Regions from separate parts of the Homo sapiens genome. Here all the other regions are linked to region 3. Evidence: chromatin contacts called from ENCODE Hi-C or POLR2A ChIA-PET data. All regions are on one chromosome and are shown on one strand. The core of a region is the stretch at or near the end of the contact, and the rest is flanking DNA. Distances in the headings are between cores, read along the strand shown.

Evidence for each region. Hi-C counts contacts between places; a loop is a spot of excess contacts on that map. ChIA-PET counts read pairs that join two places held with the same protein, here RNA polymerase II (POLR2A). Pooled maps may share reads with other maps.
Region 1: a loop to region 3 is called in a pooled map, with 4 times the contacts of the local background. The contact joins the enhancer-like site here to the promoter of PEBP1 in region 3. A Hi-C loop is called at or near these places in 1 of 37 single-sample maps with no recorded cell type and 10 of 50 pooled maps. POLR2A ChIA-PET finds 5 or more read pairs at or near these places in 10 of 52 experiments (AG04450, GM10248, H1 and 6 more).
Region 2: a map of OCI-LY7 shows a loop between it and region 3 (5-fold over the local background). The contact joins the enhancer-like site here to the promoter of PEBP1 in region 3. A Hi-C loop is called at or near these places in 2 of 168 maps with a recorded cell type or tissue (CD8-positive, alpha-beta T cell and OCI-LY7), 1 of 37 single-sample maps with no recorded cell type and 13 of 50 pooled maps. POLR2A ChIA-PET finds 5 or more read pairs at or near these places in 14 of 52 experiments (CD4-positive, alpha-beta T cell, CD4-positive, alpha-beta memory T cell, CD8-positive, alpha-beta memory T cell and 10 more).
Region 4: a pooled map shows a loop between it and region 3 (3-fold over the local background). The contact joins the enhancer-like site here to the promoter of PEBP1 in region 3. A Hi-C loop is called at or near these places in 1 of 37 single-sample maps with no recorded cell type and 2 of 50 pooled maps. POLR2A ChIA-PET finds 5 or more read pairs at or near these places in 8 of 52 experiments (Caco-2, GM10248, H1 and 5 more).

The regions. Positions count from the first base shown.
Region 1 is chr12:118,305,881-118,309,252 of GRCh38, reverse strand. The region is part of intron 1 of TAOK3 (TAO kinase 3); the gene reads left to right. Among named protein-coding and RNA genes, the nearest start is that of TAOK3, 65 kb to the left of the region's middle. RefSeq lists an enhancer at 955-1,054. Within about 2 kb of position 1,517, at least 10 of the 41 ENCODE cell types and tissues checked have a DNase peak (open chromatin) inside an H3K27ac peak, as active enhancers do; they include PC-9, where a contact is called at or near this core.
Region 2 is chr12:118,355,699-118,358,835 of GRCh38, reverse strand. All of the region lies in intron 1 of TAOK3 (TAO kinase 3), which reads left to right. Among named protein-coding and RNA genes, the nearest start is that of TAOK3, 16 kb to the left of the region's middle. Within about 2 kb of position 1,880, at least 3 of the 41 ENCODE cell types and tissues checked have a DNase peak (open chromatin) inside an H3K27ac peak, as active enhancers do.
Region 3 is chr12:118,134,247-118,137,700 of GRCh38, reverse strand. PEBP1 (phosphatidylethanolamine binding protein 1) reads right to left here and starts at 1,577. Exons shown (of 4, transcript NM_002567.4): 1 at 1,357-1,577. The coding sequence starts at 1,491. LOC101928274 (a long non-coding RNA gene) reads left to right here and starts at 1,709. Exons shown (of 4, transcript XR_945409.4): 1 at 1,709-1,844. RefSeq lists a silencer at 1,200-1,289 and an enhancer at 1,282-1,782.
Region 4 is chr12:118,329,051-118,332,048 of GRCh38, reverse strand. The region is part of intron 1 of TAOK3 (TAO kinase 3); the gene reads left to right. Among named protein-coding and RNA genes, the nearest start is that of TAOK3, 42 kb to the left of the region's middle. Within about 2 kb of position 1,533, at least 6 of the 41 ENCODE cell types and tissues checked have a DNase peak (open chromatin) inside an H3K27ac peak, as active enhancers do.

The DNA of each region.
Region 1 (3,372 bases), core at 268-2,767, 170 kb before region 3:
GTTCAAGCAATTCTTCCTGCCTCAGCCTCCCAAGTAGCTGGGATTACAGACATGCAGCACCACGCCCAGCTTATTTTTGTATTTGTAGTAGAGATGGGGTTTCGCCACGTTGGCCAGGCTGGTCTCGAACTCCTGACCTCAGGTGACCCGCCCTCCTTGGCCTCCCAAAGTGCTGGGATTACAGGCGTGAGCCACCGTGCCCAGTGACATTTAAAATAATATAATTCAAAGAGGGGAAAGAAAATGTTTTAAGAACTAAATTTGAGTGCTCAATTAATTACAACCATACAGGCTTTTTTTTTTTTTTTTTTTTTTTTTTTTGGAGACAGAGTTTCGCTGCTGTTCCCCAGGCTGGAGTGCAGTGGTGCGATCTCAGGTCACTGCAACCTCCGCCTCCTGGGTTCAAACGAGTCTCCTGCCTCAGCCTCCCAAGTAGCTGGGATTACAGGCATGTGCCACCACGCCTGGCTAATTTTTGTATTTTTAGTAGAGACAGGGTTTTACCATGTTAGTCAGGCTGGTCTCAAACTCCTGACCTCAGGTAATCCACCTGCCTCGGCCTCCCAAAATGCTGCCATTACAGGTGTGAGCCACCGCGCCCGGCCAAATTACAGACTTTTCTACACCGTCTACATTCTCCCAAGACCATTTTTGGGCAGCACCCTTGCCAGGTAGAAGTACTGGTATACTGGGAAACATGCTGCTATCCTAGGAGTCAGATGACACTCATAAAAATCAGAATAATAATAACTGATTTTCCTGCCTTACTGGGTTGTTAAAATAATTGAATTTGGTTAGGTATGTGAAAGTACTTTATACAAATGTAAATGTTTAATTTTTTTTTTAAGTGAAAGCAAGTTTATTAAGAAAGTAAAGGCATAAAAGAATGGCTACTCCACAGACAGAGCAGCCCCGGGGGGTTGCTGGTTGCCCAGTTTTATGGTTATTTCTTGATGATATGCTAAACAAAGGGTCTATTATTCATGCTTCCCCTTTTTAGACCATATAGGGTAACTTCCTGATGTTGCCGTGGCATCTGTAAACTGTCATGGCATTGGTGGGAGTATAGCAGTGAGGACGACCAGAGGTCATTCTCATTGCCATCTTGGTTTTGGTGGGTTTTGGCCGGCTTCTTTACTGCAACCTGTTTTATCAGCAAGGTCTTTATGACCTGTATCTTGTGCCTACCTCCTATCCCATCCTGTGACTTAGAATGCCTTAACCTTCTTACATTTACAGATATAACTGTTTAATGTTGTTATTTTTTAAATGTAAAAAAAAAAAAAAAGTAGTCAAACTTGCCAACAGCTTATTTTAAGCAGCTATTGGGAACAAGTACCAGTAACTATCATGTAGTGTCAAACCCTTTTTCGCTATGGCCAGTACAGATGGTAACAAGTCTACAGACTACTCATTGGAGCAGTATGCAGCTTAACATTTTTAGTGTTTTAGTAATAAGATACCATTTCCGTGGTTAGAGAGTCAGCATTCAGAACTTTTGTTTTTTAAGGAAAGAACTTCCGGAACTTCATTAACAGTTCATAGAGGATACCGAGACCTCTAGCTGGCTAGCTAGTGGTAGAACTCTAGTATCAAGTGCTTGGAAATTTGTCTAGCAGTGGAAGGAAAGAAGGGGTAGCTGCAGCTGCTATCCTAAACCCTGCAAAAACACTTATACATACACAGCCTCATTTTTCCCATTGCGACCTAATAACTGAATGCAACAGTTTCTGTTTCCAGTTATGGTTCTCTTTCATTCCTGTTTAAAACAAAGGCAGCAGGTCAAGAAACTAACTAAATGTGACTAGTTAGAGGAGAAGATGTGAGGGTGGGAGGGGGAGTCAGGGAAGAAGGAGGACACAGAGATAGCAAATCCATCATCCCTTAGAGGTTAGGCCAACAAAAATAATTGAATTCCCGTGGGAGCCTAAGGTCAGAGTTAGACTACTGGTTAGATCTGAGAGCTTTGCTTTCTGTTTTACAAATGATTTTAAAGAGAAAACTATGAGGACTCCAGAGATGGGGGGGGGAAGAGGAGGCGGGAAGGTTGATTCATAAAGTGGTAAAAAACCGTGCTCAAAACCTCATTGCTTCTTGCACAATTGGTCAAGAGATGTGTCAGCAATTCCTGAGGCAATGATATAACCTGTATAGTTTAGTAATGAGAATCATTATTATTCTATTTCCACATAATTACTGATGTTTTTTGAACTATCTAGAACTGTGTTGTCCAACATTGTAGTTTCTAGCCAAAGAGCTATTTAAATGAAAATTAATTAAAATTAAACACTTAAAAATTCCGTTCTTCTGTTGCACTAGCCACATTTCAAGTGCTTACTAGCCACATGTTGTTAATGGCTACCATTATTGGATAGTGCAAATGAAGTGATAGACTATTTTCTTCATTATGGAGCATTCTATTTGAATGTACTGATGAAGCAGAACAAACTCTGAGAGCAAAAGTTTGATGTTACTACTTTACAATTGAATGATTAGTTTAAGTCCAAAGTACAATATATAAAATTATCTTTTAACTATGGAACCTACCATTGTGGCTTAGTTACTCTAAGTATCAATAATATTTCTTCAGTGAACATTAAGGTCCACTAAATAAAAGTAAGGACAGATCTATGTTAATTTTAGACTCAAGAACTTGAGGGAAACATGTATGGATTTTTATAAAAATTATGAAACGTTTCACATCCATTTACAATCATGAAGAATATAAGTCAAAAAGAAAAATTTAAACCAAGTGTTGAAATAATTAAAATTATAAGCTGGGTGAGGAGGCTCACCCCTGTAATCCCAGTATTTTGGGAGGCCAAGACAGGAGGATCACTTGAGCCCAGGAGTTCGACACTAGCCTGGGCAACATAGTGAGACCCTATCTAAATTCTAAAAAAATTAAATAAAAACATAAAAAATAAAGTTAGCAGTAAATAGGAATAGAATAAGAAAACTCCAAATGGAGGGAGAGGATCAGAAAAAACAACTATCAGGTACTATACTTAGTTCCTGGGTGACAAAATAATCTATACACCAAAACCCCATGACACCAGTTAACCTATATAATAAACTTGTATGTGTGCCCCAAACCTAAAATAAAAGTTAAAAAACAAAAACCAGCAGTGGTCGAGCTTTAAGAGAAAATAAATTACTCTGAGTATCCAGAAAAAATGACACAGAATCCTTTCTACATTCTTTATTATTTTATGAAACATGGTGTCCTCTTGTAAATATCTGAAAAGTGATTTCTATCCTATGACAGAAGAAGACTAACCTCTCCAAAGCAGCAGAGGAGAAAATCGAATGGCAATTGAGCCAACTTTTTTTTTTTTTTTTTTTTTTGAGACGGAGTCTCGTTTGCTGTTG
Region 2 (3,137 bases), core at 631-3,130, 220 kb before region 3:
AAACTCTGTTGAATTTCATGTGAAATATTTATGGCCTTAGCTCAAAGTCCAGCTGAGAGTAATCAACCTCAAAAGTCATTGGATTCATGTGCTCTATTTAATTTAATTTGTAGTTTGATATTCCACAAATAAAAGTGGCAATTTTTCAAAAAAATTTAATTTTTTTCTTTCTCCTGAATAACTAAGGTAAATGCTGAGCATGAAATACAATACCAATATTTTGTCGGAAGAGTCTTTTAAATAAAAAACTTGAAATATACTGAAGGTCATCTTAAATGGATACAGTTTATGCTAATGGATGATATTATTACTTTAAAACAATATTTTACAATCAAGCTACTCCAAGTGGCACACTATTCATCCTAGAGATCTTTAAAAGTAACAAGCCTGCCTCCTATTTTTCTTCATTCACAGAAAGGGAAAATAGTATAGAAAGCAGAGCTGTTTCTTGAATGTAATACCAAATTTAGAGACAGAAAAGTCAGAGGGTTTGGTCACATTTATTTTGTTTTGTAACTTTTTAAATCAATTTAATACATAGAGTTAGCTACTTATGAAAGTATAAAAATAAAACATGTTGGCCATTCGGTTATTAACAATTTATGTGACTACTATAGTCCATAAAATGAATTTAGTTTAAGTAGGAAAACAGATACTTTTTTTTTGACATGTCATCATTTGTATGTTAAAAAGTTAATGCAAAATATGTTATAAATCAGGAAAGCTACCTTAATAATTTCTTTACCAACTTCACTAGTCTCTTGGAATGAGGTTTAAATAAAATGCATAGGCTAACATGTGACTGTCATATCCAAACTCATAATACTGTGCAGGTTAAATGTGTAAATTAAGTCTTATAATTATGCATAGGATGTTTTCATTTAAGAAGCATTGCAGTGGATATTACTAATGGGGGCGCTATTCTTTCTAATGTATGAAAAAGGAAATTTTAAGTGTCAAATAATCTTTAAAATGTGATGTCATATAGCACGTTCTTTTTCCTTAAGATTTATGCATGTTTAAAACTTAAAAGTACAAATTATGTTAATTTCAGCTTTCATTGAGAGGCCTTTTATGATTGTCTGAATGTTATATTAGCAGTCCAGAAATATCCCAGTCATAGCTTGGATGGGGGTGAAGCAGAGGAAGTGGGTGGTGCTTCGTGATGACAGATTATTGCAGATTATATGGCTGCCTGCCAAAATGACACTCGTTGAAGGGAAAAGTAGAAGTTACAAACTCCATCCTATTAATTTGTACATGTTTATTTAACCACTTATAACTGTTTGCTTGTTTTATACATAGATGACAAGTTTTAAACTCCTGAATTACTTAAAACGTGCTTAACCTTCTCTAGTTTATTGTGGCTATATTCCTTATCTCTGATCTGCAAAGATCACACTGACCCTTTTGTGGAAAGCCACGTGTTAGCAGAAAAAAGATGGGGGAAGGATGACAGAATTTAAAACTACAGCTGCTTTGTTTTCCAGTTAAAAATAGTTCTGAGTTAAAAACGTAAGGATGTCCCATCACATGTGGACAATTTATATAAAATATAGCATACTAATACAAATAATCATGTCTTATGAAAAAGTTTATAGTTCTAGATTGTTCTGGTTTAGCTTGAAATTGAGATTCTTACTGTTGCAACATAAAAGGAAGCTTTGTGAAGGAAATATGACATCTCTGCCCAGATGCATAAGGAGGGAATTACAGTGGGGAGTTATTTTTAGAAGTATCTTATGAATACATTTCATGTACTGAGAACATTTTTTAAAGGTTAGTTTCACTGGTAGGAGTTATGCAAGTTGCTCGGGTCACTGGATATTCTATTAAGAAATCATTTTTATGTTACCAACCAACCTAGTTAGTCTTAAACTGGCTGATCTAAGTAGTAGCTTGCTTGTTTATTTAGAGACAGAGTCTCACCCTGTCACCCAGGTTGGTGTGCAGTGGCACAGTCATAGCTCACTGCTGCCTTGAACTCCTGAGCTCAAGTGATCCTCCTGCCTCAGCCTCCCCAGTAGCCGAGACTACAGGCATGTGCCACCATGCCTGGCTAATTTTTTAAAGTTTCTTTTTTTTTGTAAAGAGGGAGTCTTGCTGTGTTGCCTAGGTTGGTCTCAAAATCCTGGCCTCAAGAGATCCTCCTGCCTCTGCCTCCCAAAACTCTGGGATTACAGGTGTGAGCCACTGCACGTGGCCATATCATTTTTTTTTAATGTGACCAAATTGAGGCCGGGCATTGTTGCTGACGCCTGTAATCCCAGCACTTTGGGAGGCCGAAGTTGGAATATCACTTGAGGCCAGGAATTTGAGACCACCCTGGCCAACATGGTGAAGCCCCGTCTCTACTGAAAATACAAAAATTAGCTGGGCGTGGTGGTGTAAGTCTGTAATCCCAGTTACTCGGAAGGCTGAGACATGAGAATCACTTGAACCTGGGAGGCGGAGGTTGCGGTGAGCTGAGATTGTGCCACTGCACTCCAACCTGAGCGACAGAGCCGGACTCCATCTCAAAAAAAAAAAAAAAAAAAAAAGAAAGTGACCAAATTGAGAAGATATTGAGATCCTGTCAATACCATCAAATAGTAATGCAAGTTATCCTACTAAAAGAGGGGAGGGGACAGTTACATTCCCAGTGCATAGTAGTGTCCCATTCTCCTTCAGGAATGGAATGCCATGTTTTCAGTTCAAGGAAAGGTTGGAAGTGAGTCAAGGAAGCTATCATTTGTATCACACAATTCTTAGAATTGATGCCCTTCCCTAATTCTTTTACATGATCAGCAGCATATCCAGGTTTCTGGTATTTCTTACTTTCAGTTTCTGTCACATAGGTTTGGGATTGGCAGGATAGTTTAATGTTTAATAAGAGTGTGGCAGATAAACATGTCTGCCACCTACTAGCTTTGTGACTTTGCACAAATCCCTTAACCTCCCCGAAACCTCAGTTTCTTCTTCTGTAAAATTGATATAATTATAATACCTACTTCACAGGATTGTTGTGAGGATTAAATGAAATAATGTATGAAAAGCATAATTTTGGCCACACACTGTAAAGGAAGAGCTCAGTGTGCAAGAATAGTTATGCTTATTTTTGCCATTTTTGGATATTTCAGTTCTCATTCATAGCTTCA
Region 3 (3,454 bases), core at 328-2,827:
CAAGAAATGCTGAAGAAACCAATACTCTTTCTTTGATCTCAGACTCTCCAAAGACAAAACAGAATAGATTTTTAATAAAATCAATGACCCTGTATTGACTGTAAGAGCCAGGAGCTGGAGTTTTATATACGTTATGTATTTTATTTGAGACCAGGTCTCCTTCTGTCACTCAGGCCGGAGTGTAGTGACGCTATCAAGGCTCACTGTAGCCTCAACCTCCAGCGCTCAATCGATCGATCCTCCCACCTCAGCCTCCTGAGCAGCTGGGAACTACATGCTCACACCATCACACCTGGCCAATTTTTTTTTGTAGAGTTGGGGTCTTGCTATGTTGCCCAGGCTGTATATTATTTCAGTCCCAACAACACCATGGGGCTAGTATCCCAGCACACTATTAAGAGAAACAGATAAGGCTGGGATTCCAACCCTGGCACTGAGTCCCCTCTCAACGACACCCTTACATTGTCTGTCCGGAATCACAGCGTTTCTGGATTTGGTGATCAGGAGGTTACCTGGAGCCTGCTGAAGTGAAATCTGCATTAACTGTACGTTTCAAAGTGCAAAGAAAAGGAGAAAGCCAAGGTGATGAGAGGCGGGCAGGGAGCAGGAAAAGGGAGGCTGTGTTAGATGGGCACTACATATTTAAACATCCAAAAAAATTAAATTCTGTGAACATCCAAAACAATGTAAGGTCGGGGCAGTTTATTTTACGCTGTTGCCCGGAGCTTCATAACCAACTAGCAGTGGCGTCTGCAAATCTAGTTTCTTCACTTTCGGCAGCCCCAGCCGTGGGCGTGGGAGGTCAAAGACCAAAACTAAACCGTTGCCCTCCAGCGTACCGGCTGGACGCTCTCGACCCATTTAACAAAGGAGAAATCGGCCGGCGCGCTCATCGCCAGTTACATAATGCGTCACAGGCTCTCGGGTGAGGCTTCAGCCCTCCAAAACCAGGCCTAAAATGCTGAGGCCCTAGGGGAAGCTCTGGGGGCGTCCGGGCAGCCACAGCCTACTCTGTCCCGGCGACGTCCCTCTCCAGCGCCCTGGCCTGTGGGGGGAGAGGGGGATCCGGCCTGTTTCCGAACCTAGGTCCCTCTTGGGTCTGAAGCCCGGGAAAAGTGAATGAATTTCTGCCGCAGGCCGAACCTGCCTGGCCACGCCACAGGCCGGGTTCCCGGTGCTCGGGGTGGCCCCCAGGCATGGGACATGGACCCCGGGACCTCTGGCCTGGGGGGGCCTCGACACACGCAGGCTGAACCTCCCCACCGCCCCTGGCCCTGTCTCCGCTGGGTCCCACCCAGGAGGCCGGCACAGGCCTCCGCGCCGTGCCGCTCGCTGCACGCCCGCCGCCCGGTGTACCTGGGTGGGCGTCAGCACTTTGCCCAGCTCGTCCACCGCCGCCCCGGCGTAGGTGACATGCAGCGGGTGCTGCGGCTGCTCGTCCACTTCTTGCAGGCTCAAGGGCCCGGACCACTTGCTGAGGTCCACCGGCATGGCGAGGCCAAGCAGAGCGTGCAGCCGGGAGTGCCGCGGTAGGCCAGGCGCGGGCGACAGAGGCGACGCGGAGAGCTCAGCACACTGGCTCGGGAAGACGCAGACCCAGCGACCACGCGAGAGCACGCGCCTCAGCCGCCGCCCAGCCCCGCGCACCGCCCCACGTCACGCCCACCGCTCCCTGGCCTCTGATTGGCCGAAGCTGGCAGAGCAGGGCCTCTCGCGCTCCTGGGTCCATGCAACCTGCTCCCTGTGGCTGCCGAGTTCTCGGGAACAGCGGCTCGGCCTGCAAGGCTGTTGTTTCAAGAAATGAAAATGAAGGGCGCCCTGGAATAGGTTCGCCGAAGAGAGAGGTTCGTGTCTCAGAAAGTGTCGCTGGGAAAAAAAAATGCAATTGAATTCGCCTTGGTTGCGTTTTGGTTTTCTTAATTTTTTGCATGATTCTTTGCTCCACTTTCCAAATTCAGCAACATGGCCTGTCGCGGTGGCTCATGCCTGTATTCCCAGCACTTTGGGAGGCCAAAGCAGGAAGATCGCTTGAGCCCAGGAGTTTGAGACCATCCTGGACAAGGTAGCAAGACCCCGTCTTTACAGAAAACTTAAAAAAAAAGAAAAAAAGAAAAAAGCCAGACACAGTGGTGCATGCTTGTAGTCCTAGCTACTCCGGAGGCTGGGGCGGGAGGATCACTTTTTTTTTTTTTTTTTTTTGAGACGGAGTCTCTCTGTGTTGACCAGGCTGGAGTGCAGTGGCGTGATCTCGGCTCACTGCAAGCTGCGCCTCCCGGGTTCACGCCATTCTCCTGCTTCAGCCTCCCGAGTAGCTGTGACTACAGGCGCCCGCCACCACGCCCGGCTAATTTTTTGTATTTTTAGTAGAGACGGGATTTCACCGTGTTAGCCACGATGATCTTGATCTCCTGACCTCGGCCTCTCAAAGTGCTGGGATTACAGGCGTGAACCACCACGCCCGGCCGATCACTTCTTGAATCTAGGAGTTTGAGGCCGCGGTGAGCTACGATCTTGCCACTGCACTCCTGTCTGCGCTTCAGAGCCAGATCCCATCTTCTCATACACACACACACACACACACACACACACACACACACACACAGCAAATTCAGAAACAGTAAGGCCTTGCTTTTCTCCTGCACTTTAAAACGAGCCAGATTCTCTGTATTTTCGCACGTGATCACTTGTCATAGTAATTGCCTGGTGAGAGCACCTGAGTGAACTTTTGAGCATTTAAATATATGGGGAAATGTATTTGTCCGTTTTCTCCACACACAAAATTCGTCCTCACAAAATTCCTGAGAAATGTTTGGGTTTTGGTTTTTTATGTTTGTTTTTTGAAAAACAATTTTAAACCATATTTATTCATACCAAAACTGCTCTTACTGTGACCACAAGCTGCTTGCTTTTTGCTGAATATGATAAGCACTATTTTTTTTTTTTTTTTTTGAGACGGAGTCTTGCTCTGTCGCCCAGGCTGGAGTGCAGTGGCGTGATCTCAGCTCACTGCAACCTCTGCCTCCCGGGTTCAAGCAATTCTCCTGTCTCAGCCTCCCGAGTAGCTGGGATTACAGGCAGGCGGCACCGCGCCCAGCTAATTTTTGTATTTTTAGTAGAGACAGAGTTTCACCATGTTGGCCAGGCTGGTCTCGAACTCCTGACCTCATGATTCGCCTGCCTCAGCCTCCCAAACTGCTGGGATTACAGGCAATAAGCCACCGCGCCCAGCCAATAAGCACTATTTAACAGTTCTTATCTGTTTTGACTCTTGACATTGATAATTCCTCCCATGGAATAAAAAGTTGTCTCTTGATTTACATTCTTACTAGGAAATAATACGAGTTCATTGTAGAAAATCAAAGAAAAAAACCCAAAGAAGTAGAAATCCCCTTCTATCCCACTACTTTGTTATAAACGTCAGTAATCATTTAGGGTATATCTTTCCTATTTAAAA
Region 4 (2,998 bases), core at 284-2,783, 190 kb before region 3:
GGTCGAGACCAACCTCGCCAATATGGCGAAACCCCTCCTTTACTAAAAACAAAAATTAGTAGGGCATGGTGATGCACACGTGTAATCCCAGCTACTCAGGGGACTGAGGCAGGAGAATTGCTTGAACCCAGGAGGCGGAGGTTGCAGTGAGCTGAGATCGTGCCATTGCACTCGAGCCTGGGTGACAGAGCAAGACTCCATCTCAAAAAAAAAAAAAAAAATTCATGTATTTGTAATGTGATAATCATACTTTACCTTCATAGGTTTCAAAATGCTTTTATTTATTAATACTAATAATATATTTATAGCAATTTATAAAGCACTTTTACATGCATTTTTAAATTTCATCCTTAAGACTACTGTAAAGTCAGATATTATTCTTTTTTTTTTTTTTTTTTTTTTTGAGATAAGAGTCTCGTTCTGTTGCCCAGGCTGGAGTGCAGTGGTATGTTCTTGGATCACTGCAACCTCCACCTCCCCAGTTCAAATGATTCTTCTGCCTCAGCCCCCCAAGTAGCTGGGATTACAGGCATGTGCCACCATGCCCGGCTAATTTTTGTATTTTTAGTAGAAACTGGGTTTCATCATGTTGGCCAGGCTGGTCTCGAACTTCTGGCCTCAAGCGATCCACCTACCTCGGCCTCCCAAAGTGCTGGGATTACAGGTGCGAGCCACCATGCCTAGCCATTATTCTCATTTTAGAGTAAGCAGTGGGCCCAAAGTCACAGGGTTGGCAAATGGTGCAGCTGGGGGCAGAACCTGGCTCCTTACTTCTTAATTCAGCCTGGTGTTAGCATTTTCTGGGACTCCATGCTGTATGCCTCTTACATTCATTCCCTCTCTAAGTCAATTCAGTAATCAAAGGTTAAGTATTACAGACCTTGTTCTAGAGGAAATGGAATTGAATTCCAAATTACATTTATTTTCTCTAGTAATTAGTCACTGTTTAAAAATACTAATCATATGTAGTATATGTTGTTCTAGAATTTCTGCCTTCTAATATAAAACGAGACTGCAGACCTGTGTATGCCATAATCTAGAGTTTTGTGTTACTTGTTTTTCTTTTGGTAGGTGGCAGTTGGGCATAGATGAGATAAATTCCATATTCTTGTTCTTCATACCAAAGGAAACAGATGTCCCACATTTTCACACAGTTTATGGCAGTTTCAGACTTATGAACCTCATAAAGATAAATGGGTACTGTCAAACCAAAGGATCATCGTTCACTGAGATTGCCTTTTTAACCTTCTGCCCCTTTCTGGCTCTTTCTACCTTTTTTTTTTTTTGTCCTCCTCTTTCTTCTTTCCTTCTTTCTTTTTCTTTTCCCTTTCCTCTTTACCTCTTTTTTTGAATTTTTTTTTCTTGGTTTCTTTTTCTTCTCGTTTTTTATCAATCAACACATTTAAAGTTTTATTAGCAGCTATCTTCTTTTGTAACCTAAAGGAGCTGCCATTCAGTATACTTCCTCTTTGTGATAGTTTCCTCTTTGCCCAACTATCAACTGCAGCCAGACACGCACATACACTTACACCATATCTTAACCATCTGGAGAGTGCCTGAGGCCTGAGTTATGATAATGTAGTTTGGGTCAGGAATCTGAACACTATCTAAAAATATACAAAGCTGCTCTGGCATATTTTAAAACTCGCTTAGAAATGGGACTTTTGTTTCTACCACCAATAGATATATTTATATTGGCATATATAAAAACACAACTATTGTTACAGACAAAAGACGTAAAGACCTATCAGACCTCACTGTTCTAATATAACTTAAGCAAACAACTTTGAAACAATTTTATTTATAGACTTGAATGTAATCTTAACTTTTATTTTCTCATCTGTCACTTTGACTTTTTATAGTGAGGGTTCTATTTTGTTTCTCATCCTCACATCTCTAGATATAAATAAATTGTGAAAAAAGAAGACAGGAAATGAGAGTTCAGATTTTAGGACTTCTGTCATTATTTTCTAGAAAGCATGCATCATTGAACCCCTGATGTATTTTTCCTCCAAAATATTGAAGATATCCACATATTTTTGGGGTTGTTGTTGATACAGAGTTCTGACTGAATGGAAAGATTGATGGTATATTATCATTCTCTTGTCATTATTTTTGAAACTTAAAAGGCAAATAACCAATGCTCTACCTTATGTTTTTGGTTATACCAGAGTTTCATTTCTGAGTCCTGGCGGAAGTGGCTATATACAAATCTTTATGCAAATCTTAAGTTTTTACCACTATTATATCAGAAGTTATCATGGATCTATATATGAAATAATCAGAATTAAGGGAGTATTTGTGTTCCATGTCCCTTGTTTTTATTTAGCTTTGCAGTAGTTAATTGAATGTTACTTTCCATTTTAAGAAGAGGGCACAGAGAATGACCTTCCTAGAAAAAACCAAAGTCATAGAATATAACAAGCTTTATATTTTGATATAAAAATCTTGCTCTTCCAACCCCCCCATAAGTATGGGACATATGGAAGATAACTCTTGATACAGAATATAGTCCTTTTTCTCATGATGGTTTTGACAGATGTTTAATATTAATTTTAATAAATTATTCCTTTTCTCCATTTTATCTTTCCTAATTAGACTCTGAAATGGATATAATATTTTTGACATTTTGTTGGATTTTAAAAGTTTGATAATCAGTTTGAATTGCTTTGCAATTCGTATCCTTCAGGACACAAATCCTGGTGTGTTCTCATGTTAATTCTGGAGAAAATAATCCAAACTCTAGCAACCAAGTCACTATTCCTAGTAGAATGGGCTATCATGCCTTTTCTTTCAGGAAACATCATGTAGAGTTTAAAGCGAGTTTAAAGGTCCAAACATCTATATTCTCTTATCCAGTCTGTCAGTTGTGTTTATTAGTCATGAACTGTGTCTCTAGGCTTTTGCATTAACTGCCCCCCTTCCTCAAATATCTTTTGGCTTCTCTAGTACTTCTTTACTTCCTTTCCCTAAGAGACTGGGTTAAATACCCTTTAAG